Linked DNA regions of Homo sapiens: region 1 is linked to region 2. The links are chromatin contacts, found by Hi-C or POLR2A ChIA-PET in ENCODE. All regions are on one chromosome and are shown on one strand. The core of a region is the stretch at or near the end of the contact, and the rest is flanking DNA. Distances in the headings are between cores, read along the strand shown. Region 1 overlaps USH2A (usherin). Region 2 holds the start of KCTD3 (potassium channel tetramerization domain containing 3).

Region 1 (4,984 bases), core at 1,014-3,513, 70 kb after region 2:
TCACCTGTTTCATAGCTGTGTGTCTTGGGAGCAAAGTCCTTGCTTGGATTCTCATGAGGGACTGGGACCCTTACTATTATTGCTGCAGAGTCACAAACAAAATCACTCCTTGGAGATCTGAGGTGTACTTGCTTCATGCAACAGTCCAATTCCTGATACTTCGTGCAAACTGGATTTTGAAGCATCAGATTCCATTTTCCATTATGATATTAACAGCCTGTGTTTGCTACCATGTTGTCTTTACATGGCCTCTCTGTTAAAGAGCAAAGCTCAGCAAACCATCACCCAAATGCACTGGGAAAGCTTCCTATGGAAAGAAATCTTTTAGCACTGGAGCCACTTACCTTTGCTTGGCGTTCACACATTGAGAGTTCAGTTGGTGTGAGTCTCTGCACATGAAGTTAGTATTAATAAAAGTAGCTCACATTTAACAAGAATGTACCTGGTGCCAGGTCCTATGCTTAGAGCTTTACAGGGATGAAGGGTGGGTAGGATTATTTTTATTTATTTATTTATTTATTTATTTATTTATTTATTTTTTGAGATGGAGTCTTGCTCTGTCACCCAGGTTGGAGTGCAGTGGTGTGATCTCCGCTCACTGCAACCTCTGCCTCTTGGGTTCAAGTGATTCTCCTGCCTCAGCCTCCCAAGTAGCTGGGATTACAGGTGTGCGCCACTATGCCTGGCTAATTTTTGTATTTTTAGTAGAGATGGGGTTTCACCATGTTGGCCAGGATGGTCTCAATCTCACGACCTCATGATCCGCCTGCCTCGGCCTTCCAACATGCTGGGATTACAGGCATGAGCCGCCGCACCCAGCCAGGCAGGTTTATTAAGTCTTGTGGGGAAGATAGGAGAGAGGCTGACAAGAATCATGCAGGATAGGCGAAGGCAGTGAAATTATGTTGTCAGCTTGGCAAGCTAAGCAGGGGTGCGGCAGGGGTGGGGGTGGGGTGGCCAGAGATCTGCTCCCATCCAGCCACTGCTGGGGCCAGCACAGAAACCTGTGGATCTGATGCAGCGGCCACACAGGCTGGTGTGGAGATGTGAGCCAGAGAGCTGCTCATCTAAATCTAATACCCACAGCCAGGTCAGAAGAACAAGCAGACACAACTGCAAAGCCCACTCACTCACTGGACAAATCTCCCCCTTTTCAACACCTCTAGAACTCCATGGGCCTGCGTGGTACTTCACACTCACACTAGCAGGGAAAGACTTAAAGGAAAAAAGTTCAGAACTGGGGTGAAACTATTAAAGGCAGGAACAGATGGTGACTAAAACTAAACTTTGAACTCCGTAAGAGGAGGGATATTACTTTGCCAACCCTAACTCTGCTGCCGATCAGCTCTGTGATTAAATGTTGGACTCTGACCTTTGCTTCTCATCTCTAAAATAAAGGGTTGAGTCAACACTCCAATCAAGCTCCAGCAGGTCGAAATTCCCCTAATTAGGAACCAATGTGTGTTGTTTGATTAAAAACAAACCAGCCTAGGTTGCACACTAAAAGAGTTGTTTCCTCTGTGTGTGGCACAGAGAGAAAACAACTTGTTGGCTGTAACTCCAGAAACTGATCTGATGGGCCCAGTGGGCCCCTTGCTCCACAGCACGCAGGGGAAGGGAGGGCAGCCTGCCCGAGGGAAGCCTCAAAAGGGAAATAGCCCTTAGAACAGTCAGAGGAAAATGAGGTCTCTGCCACTCTCCTGCTTGGAGGCTGCCTTCAGGCAAGGGAACAGGAATGTTTTTAAAAAAGTTACATCATGAAAATTAGAACTGACGATGGATATTAGTTGGGCAGCACATCTTGGAATCTGCCAGAGCATTGCACAATCCTCAGAGTTCTTCCCCTCTGCTCTACCCAAAGCCCGGCCTCCAGACACAGTGGAAACCTCAATTCGTATTCATGAGCCAACGGGGGATTTCTCCTTTTTATGAAGACCTCGAGATCAGGATGGTGTCCCTTTATCCCTTCCCTTCTGTCTTTTTGAAGTACCCCTTCACCTTAAGGGACTCTACCTGTGCATCACATGGGAGGTTCACTGTCAGGGTTTGAAACTCTGGTGGCTGGGCCTCAGATCCAAAGAAAACCGAAACCACAGCCAGTGTCAGAGTAAATCCGTCTCTGTTGATGGCCTGCCTCCAGGAACAACACACTTCCCATTCACCAAGGAAACTAGACTGGCAGGGCTTAGAAGGCGAGCAACCTTGGTTTTCCGGCATCACTCAACACGTGGTTCTGAGCCCTGTGTCAGAATCACTGGACAGGACTTATTTAAAGAGCAGATTCTGAGCCTCCTTGAGTCTGAATCTCTGCCAGAGGCCCGGGAAACTACAATAAACAAGCACATGAGGTGATTCCTATGCGTACTTAACTTGGCAAACCATTGCAAAGAAAAAGTCCCAGGCCAGAAGTCAATAGAAAATCTGTGTTGGTGTTCTCATCCCAGTAACAAGCTAGCAGAGCATTCCTGGATAAATTCCTGTGTCCCTTATACCTCCACTTGTCCACTTGGGGAAATATTGGAGTTGCTAACAGAATACTAAATGAGATCTGTTCTATCCTACCACTGCTATTAAATGAAATAAGCCGTATGAGAAGAATTAAGTGTTGTAGGAAATTTTATATGACATCCAGACATGTAAAGTTTGGAAACATAGAATAATACGTTATTTTTACAAATTGAAACTATCCTTGACAATAATATACATGTTTCATCATGTATGAGACTCTGTCTCAAAAAAATTAAAAAAAATTTTTTTTTTAAATTGTGTTTCAGAAATTTTGGACATGTTTATTTTTCAAAAAAAAACTCTATACATGCAAATTTGATATATCATTAATTACTGGAATTTAAAATAGGATATCAATCCCGAATCTGTTTTAGTGGAAAAGATTTGGCATTTCTCTAATTTGCTTTTATAAAGTATCACAAATTTAGATTCAGAGACTATGAGTAAAACTCAGTTTAAAAGATGCTCCTTAAAAATTAAAATTGTACCCGTTGAGCTAAATTACCCGATATCAACAGTCAATCATAATCTTTTATGGAGAATAAAAGACACTTTCCAAATTTATCATTCTAGGCTTTGAATCTAGAATATTAACATTATGATCAACATGAATTGGCTGAATATTTTCTTTCTTCTTCTGATCTCTCCTCTAACTTCCTCTGTAAATCACCTTTATGCACGCGAAGTCATACAATTCTTTATTGACAGGGTTTGTGGTTAGGAGAAAAATTTAGTTTGAGCTCTCTGGTCTTTTCCATATTTACAATTCAATATTTGGCATTTTAAGAGTACATTCTGGCCAGGTGCAGTGGCTCACGCCTGTAATTCCAACACTTTGGGAGGCCAAGGTGGGTGGATCACCTGTGGTCAGGAGTTCGAGACCTCCCTGGCCAACAAAGTGAAACCCCATCTCTACTGTAAATACAAGAATCAGCCAGGCGTGGTGACATACACTTGTAGTCCCAGCTACTCAGGAGGCTGAGGCAGGAGAATCGCTTGAACCTGGAGCTAGAGGCTGCAGTGAGCTGAGATTGCACCACTGCACTCCAGCCTGGGCAACAGAGTAAGACTCTGTCTCAAAAAAAAAAAAAAAAAAAGAGTGTATTGTAACTCCTTGCCTGATATAAGTTCCATGAGGACTTTTTAAAAAATTTCTGGCTGGGCACAGTGGCTCATGCCTGTAATCCTAGCACTTTGGGAGGCCAAGGCAGGCAGATCACGAGGTCAGGAGATCCAGACCAGCCTGGCTAACAAGGTGAAACCATGTCTCTACTAAAAATACAAAAAGTTAGCCAGGTGTGGTGGCCCGTGCCTGTAATCCCAGCTACTCGGGAGGCTGAGGCAGGAGAATCGCTTGAACCCAGGAGGTGGAGGTTTCAGTGAGCCAAGATTGCACCACTGCACTCCAGCCTGAGTGACAGAGCAAGACTCCGTCTCAAAAAAAAACAACAACAAAAAAAAAACAAAAAAAAAAACTCTGACAACACTTGGCACAATTTCTTCTGTATAGTCTATGCTAATATATTAGGACTCCAAGTATGTATAAACAAACATATGTGTGTTTCTTGAGGAAGATGAATAGGTGCTACGCCAAGTATAATATGAGTTGTTTACCAAGTCCAGTAGAGGTATCATATTGGATCAACGGCGTCTTAACACTTCCTTCGTCAGTCGTGCAGATGACCTGGAAAAAGAAGGCTAGACAAAAGGAAGAACTGGTAAATGACTTGTTCATTCAACACCTACAAATAGGGCACATGCTTTTAAAAGAGCAATGCATCATAGCATGAAAAATAGGATTCCAAAGCAAGTTATGACGTTTTATATAATATTCAAAATTACTTCTAATTTTAAAATGTTTAAGAAAAAAAGCTATCATTAGTGTAATAATAGCCTATCCATAAGTAATAGAGCTAAGGAAAATTAGAGCTTATACAGCAAAGGAAAAGAACATCAGACGAGTAAAGGGTAATACACAAAGCGCATCTTGTTCTGCACACGGTTTAAATCCTTCCTTTAAAATTTACAGGTGTACTTTCCACTAAATGACCTAGAGTTTCTTACTGAACAGGAGAGCTCAAAAGGGATCCTAGAAATCACATGGTCTAAATTGCTCTTCCAATGGCCAGGAACCTGAGGGAAGTGACCCTTGCAAGGTCACACAGATGGTTATAGGCCTGGCCAGGTAGAACCTGTGTCTCCCAACCATCAGGCCACCTTCCTTTCCCAAAGAGCTGCCCAGGTGACCATGAACTGTAACAATGAACATGTGTAGCTGAATCTTTGTAAAAATGTTATTAAGTTTCTATTACTATACATGCAATGCTGGAGCTCACTGTTTACCTCTACCTTACAGCCAAAATAAAATACTCATTAATCAATTCATTATATAGTGAACATTGGTCCTGTGAGCATGCTGATCACTATAAAATACTTAGCACCTTGTAAAGCATTTTCTCATTTCAATTTAAAAACA
Region 2 (5,131 bases), core at 1,317-3,816:
CAGCAATGCATGAGTATGATCATTTCACACTCTCACTGTCCTTGAATTTTATCAAACCTCTCTTAATTTTTGCTAATCTCATGAGTAAAAATACATTTTTTGTTTTATTCATTTATTTATGTATTTATGTATTTATTTTGAGATGGAGTCTCGTTCTGTCGTCCCAGCTGGAGTGCAGTGGTGCGATCTCAGCTCACTGCAACCTCTGCCTCCCAGATTCAAGCGATTCTCCTGCCTCAGCCTCCCCAGTAGCTGGGACTACAGGCGCGCACCACCACGCCTGGCTAATTTTTGTATTTTTAGCAGAGACGGGGTTTCACCATATTGGCCAGGCTGGTCGCGAACCCCTGACCTCGTGATCCACCCACTTCGGCCTCCCGAAGTGCTGAGATTACAGGTGTGAGCCACTACACCCAGCTTTCTGTTGTTTTAATAAGCATTTTAGTGTTTTTATCAATTGGCTGTTGATATTCTTTCCATATTTTTCATTACTTGTTTTCTCAATTTATTTGTAGAATAATATATACATATATGATCAGATATTATATATTTTCAATCATTTGATATATGTTGCAAATATCTTTTCTCATTCTGCTATTTGTTTTTGTTAATGGTGTTCCAATTTATTCTTAAAAATTAAGTCACACCCTAACTTTAAGTTTTATGAGCAAGAAATGCCTCAGATATCTCTATATTGTTCTGGACATATCAAGAAGTCATGACCATTTGTCTTATAAAATACTGAGAACTTTTCCTTCTCTTGAAGAGATGTTCTCCTAATTTTTAAGTACAGTATAATAAAATGAACACGGTTTCATTTATTTCAGGAAAAATAAGAAGCCTTTCACAAATATATATATTTTTAAATTTATAAGGCCTTATTCTAACTCCAACTTGCCTCTTGGATTCAAAGGCTGTTAGCAACTATTCTTTCATATTCTTCCAAGGTTTGGACCTAAGGAAAATTAAATGGCCCTTTTACCACTTAAATCTTCGCTGCAAATTTTAAAGCAAAGTTTCAGATCCTGATAGAACCAGATATTATGTGTTAGGGCAAAGGCAGTTAACATTGTTTAAAGCAAGCTTGTCCAACCTGCAGCCCCATGGGTCGCATGCAGCCCAGGAAAGCTTTGAATGTGGCCCAACACAAATTCATAAACTTTCTTTCTTTCTTTCTTTCTTTTTTTCAGCTCATCAGTTATCGTTAGTGTTAGTGTATTTTATGTGTGGCCAAAGACAATTCATCTTCCAATGTGGCCCAGGAAAGCCAAAAGATTGGACACCCTGGTTTAGATTCCTAGTTGCTGCTGCTTTAATCTGAACTGTTACTCATCTTCCCTGTCTAAAGTGAAGATAATGAGGTACAATGCAGTGGTAAGGATGGTGAACAGTGGCCTTGAATTCAAGCTGCTTGCCTTGAAATTCCTGCCATCCCACTTGCTACCTATGTAATTTTGAGCAAGTTTTTTTGATCATTTTCATTCCCAAATTTCCTTTTTTAAAAATAATTATAACATTAGTTGTGACGAAGAAAGATGACAAAATATCTAAACCACCGGGTATATGATAAACACAAATTAGCTATTATTAAGCTTATCATCAACTGGGAGAAATAATACTTATCTTACATCCATATGTACTATTAACATCTTTCAAGTCGAATCTAGATAGAGCATATCACAACATTAGTATGCTTGCCAGAGGCTATTTTTTATTTTTTTGGTAAAAATTATGACAATGACAATAAAAACTTAACATCAGATACATTATCAGTTTGAATTATTATGATACAACTATGACAAAACAATTCATGTTAAGAATTTAGTACCACAAACTAATGACCTCTGAAACATAACGCACTATCTTTGTTAGTCTTTGTTAGCAGGGCATCAAGTATTATAGTATTCCGATTTAAAAAATATTTTAATAGCCACTAAGGTTTTGGGTTTGAATAGATACCGTTTAAAGCAAAAACAAATAAATAAACAAGCGCATAAAATTGTGTGTTTTCTGCGTGTGTCTAACATTAGTTGAGTGCTTACTATATTCCAGAAATAGGTTGCTGGGCATTACACAGTCTAGGGGTTTTTGTCCTTTGGTTTCCTTCCTGCTTAACAAACAAAAGCAAAAAACAAAACAAAAAAACTGCTTGGGAGATTGGGGATTAAATTGAAGAGGGTAAAGTAAGCAGTTTTCTGGGGTAAACGCTGTAAGGTTTTAAAATCTCCAAATGTTCCCTGCATTTGCACTGTCTACATTTAGGCATCAACTTTTACTACCTCTAGGATTAGTTTTTCCTTTCCCAATCCATGTTGACAAAGTGGGTCATAAAGATCCGTAGATCGTTTGCCCAGATCTGCCCTCAATCTGCGAATCAGCTTCCTCGTTTTAGAAAATCTGAAATGTAAAAGGGAAAGGGGCTGGGATCGCGTGGGGAGGAGGAACGAAATGGAATCCCGCGTGGGCAGGCGGCTGGCCAGGAGCACATTCCCCTAGCCTCCCTACGCGCCAGCCCCGCGGCGTTGGGAAGCTCCTCCCTGACCTTTCCTTCCTCCTCCTCCTCCTCATTCTAGGCGGCAGTGGCGGGCGAAGCGTGAGCGCTGCGGTATTTTGTCCCGAACGGTGACCCCTCCTCCCAGGCAGGCTGCGGCGGCGTCGGTGGCAGCGGAGCACGGAGAAGAGGCCCGGGCGGCCCGGCGGCCTGGAGGCCGCGAAAGGTGGAGGCCGGGCCGCCCTTGTGCACCGCAGGATTGACCCGGGAAGGGGCAGAAGCTAGCGAGCCCCGCCCGGCCGCCGGGAAGGTGGGGGAAGCCCCGTGCACCCCCCGCCCTCCGGCCGCCGCCGCCCCGCTGGCCCTGCAGCCGTCGCCGCTGCCTCGGGCTACAGCCCCGGGCTCGGCGGTCCCGGCTGGGGAAGGAGGGCGGCGAGCGCGTCCGGAGCCGCCGGAGATGGCGGGAGGGCACTGCGGCAGCTTCCCCGCGGCGGCGGCCGGCAGCGGCGAGATCGTCCAACTGAACGTAGGGGGGACCAGGTGAGTCGGCGGGTAGCGGGCTTGCAGCGGGGATGCCTTGGCGGCCTCCTCCTTTGGTGTCGACGGGGACCGAGAGTCGCAGGAACGAGGGCGAGCGTGGGAGGCCAAGCCTGGAGGGGAACGTGGGGGCCTCCAGGCGGCAAGAACGTCGGGCGGATTTTGGAGCTGGTGAAGCATCTGCTCTGGGAAGGGAGAGGCAGAAGGGACGCTTGGAATTACCGAGGACCAGGCCCATGTGGCAGAGTAGCTGCTGTCCTAGAATGCCAACCTTTGCCCCTCCCAACAGGCAAGGAGAACCATTACACAGCCTTCCTTACCTCATCTCAGATTAGAGTGTATTTGAGGACTTTATTTAGTAGAAACCTGGCTTTGTGGTTTGGATGTTGGAGATGAACTTGCTTTCCTTTCTCTTTGGTCAACGAGGTGTCGGTTTTCTTAGGGAAGAGTGCGGTGTTCTTTTCCGCGCCTAATTAGGGGATTTGTAATTTGAAAGATTTCTGTGATGGGAGTGCAGTAGGTTTGCAGTACCTAGTTATTTATTTTCAGAATTTCTTGGTGCATGGGCTTGAAGGATCTGTTCAACTTCTAGGACAGTGTGTCCAGAAACTGCAGTTTGAACATTTGCTTTTAGGAAGCTCTGGATATTGGCACGGTGTGACGCCCTTGGAGTAAACAGACTGAATGCTCTTCTCTGTCTGTTCTCTTTCTGGCCTTCCGCCCCCCCCCCCCCCCGCCCCTTCTGTGCCTGTTATTAAGTTTGTTGGGGGAAAAAATCGTAGTTTTTGTGGATTTCCTATAACTTATGAGTCACTCCTCTCAGAAAAGGGAGTTTGCCAGCTGTTTGAAAGAAGGATTAGTTGAGTTTTAGGCTTGGTAAGGAGATAAACAAGGAAATGCTCTGGAATACAGTTAATTTTTCTGTGCTTGAGAATATGATTTTCAACCAGCATTTTAAAAGTATTTTAATGTCTTAGAACCATAGTGATAAAAAATGTCTACTGTAGTGCTTTAATCCTAAACATTTGATAGCTTTCTAGAATTTAACACAGAAAACCATGGTACTTCGTTCTTAGGGTTTTTCCTCTTCCCCCAAATCAAAACTTAGATAATTTACAACGTTATTGCAGTTGTATAGAAACCAGTCTTATGGAGATTTATGTCTCCTAATGTAAGAAATGGAGTTTTTCCTAAAATCACGTTAAAATATTGGAAGTTTGGTAACTTGTGGAATACCCCTAAAGAGGAGGCCTGCAATGTGTGTTGATTATACTGAAGAGTAGCAGTATAATCATTTACAATCCCTACACTGGTTTCTACTTGCTATTGATAGTTAATGTATTTCTTTTCTTTAATTTTCTTTTTTTTTTTTTTTGAGACGGAGTCTTGCTCTGTCGCCTGGCTGGAGTGCAGTGGCGCGATCTCGGCTCACTGCAGCCTCTGCCTCCCAGTTTCAAGCGATTCTCCTGCCTCAGCATCCCGAGTAGCTGGGTCACAGGCGCGCGCCACCACGCCCGGGTAATTTTTGCATTTTTAGTAGAGACGAGGTTTAACTACGTTGACCAGGATGGTCTTGATCTCCTGACCTCGTGATGCTCCCGCCTCGGCTTCCCAAAGTGCTGGAATTACAGGCGTGAGCCACCGCGCCTGGCCGATAGTTAATATATTTCTATTCAGACATTCACAAGGACATACAGTATTATTGTAAAAATTAAGCAGTATTGTTATTTACTATGTGGATGGCTTAATACTGAGTGAACTCTTATTAGAGACTGCAGAATTCATTTAAAAGTTTTAACTCATAAGGCAGTTATCTTGGCACTGTAACTTTTTTTTTTTTTTTTTTTTGAGACAGAGTCTCGCTCTGTCATCCAGGCTGGAGTGCAGTGGTGCGATCTCGGCTCACTGCAAGCTCCGCCTCCCAGGTTCGCGCCATTCTCCTGTCTCAGCCTGGCACTGTGACATTTTATCTTGTGTTTACATTATTTATGAAACTTGAGCTTATCAGGTTCTAATTTTTTCTAAGTGATATTAGCAAAGATACAAAATAGTACATATATTACTGGTTTGAACAGTTTACAAGACATGAAATTGTTAGTGGGA

What was found. Hi-C counts contacts between places; a loop is a spot of excess contacts on that map. ChIA-PET counts read pairs that join two places held with the same protein, here RNA polymerase II (POLR2A). Pooled maps may share reads with other maps.
Region 1: a loop to region 2 is called in a map of prostate gland, with 2.5 times the contacts of the local background. The contact joins the enhancer-like site here to the promoter of KCTD3 in region 2. A Hi-C loop is called at or near these places in 1 of 168 maps with a recorded cell type or tissue (prostate gland) and 1 of 50 pooled maps. POLR2A ChIA-PET finds 5 or more read pairs at or near these places in 5 of 52 experiments (AG04450, HEK293, HepG2 and 2 more).

The regions. Positions count from the first base shown.
Region 1 is chr1:215,635,033-215,640,016 of GRCh38, forward strand. USH2A (usherin) reads right to left here. Exons shown (of 72, transcript NM_206933.4): 69 at 4,123-4,206. Among named protein-coding and RNA genes, the nearest start is that of KCTD3, 70 kb to the left of the region's middle. Within about 2 kb of position 2,264, at least 14 of the 41 ENCODE cell types and tissues checked have a DNase peak (open chromatin) inside an H3K27ac peak, as active enhancers do; they include prostate gland, where a contact is called at or near this core.
Region 2 is chr1:215,564,738-215,569,868 of GRCh38, forward strand. KCTD3 (potassium channel tetramerization domain containing 3) reads left to right here and starts at 2,567. Exons shown (of 18, transcript NM_016121.5): 1 at 2,567-3,031. The coding sequence starts at 2,949. LOC124904599 (a long non-coding RNA gene) reads right to left here and starts at 2,620. Exons shown (of 2, transcript XR_922599.2): 1 at 2,543-2,620; 2 at 1,690-2,397. RefSeq lists a silencer at 2,699-2,968 and an enhancer at 2,781-3,641.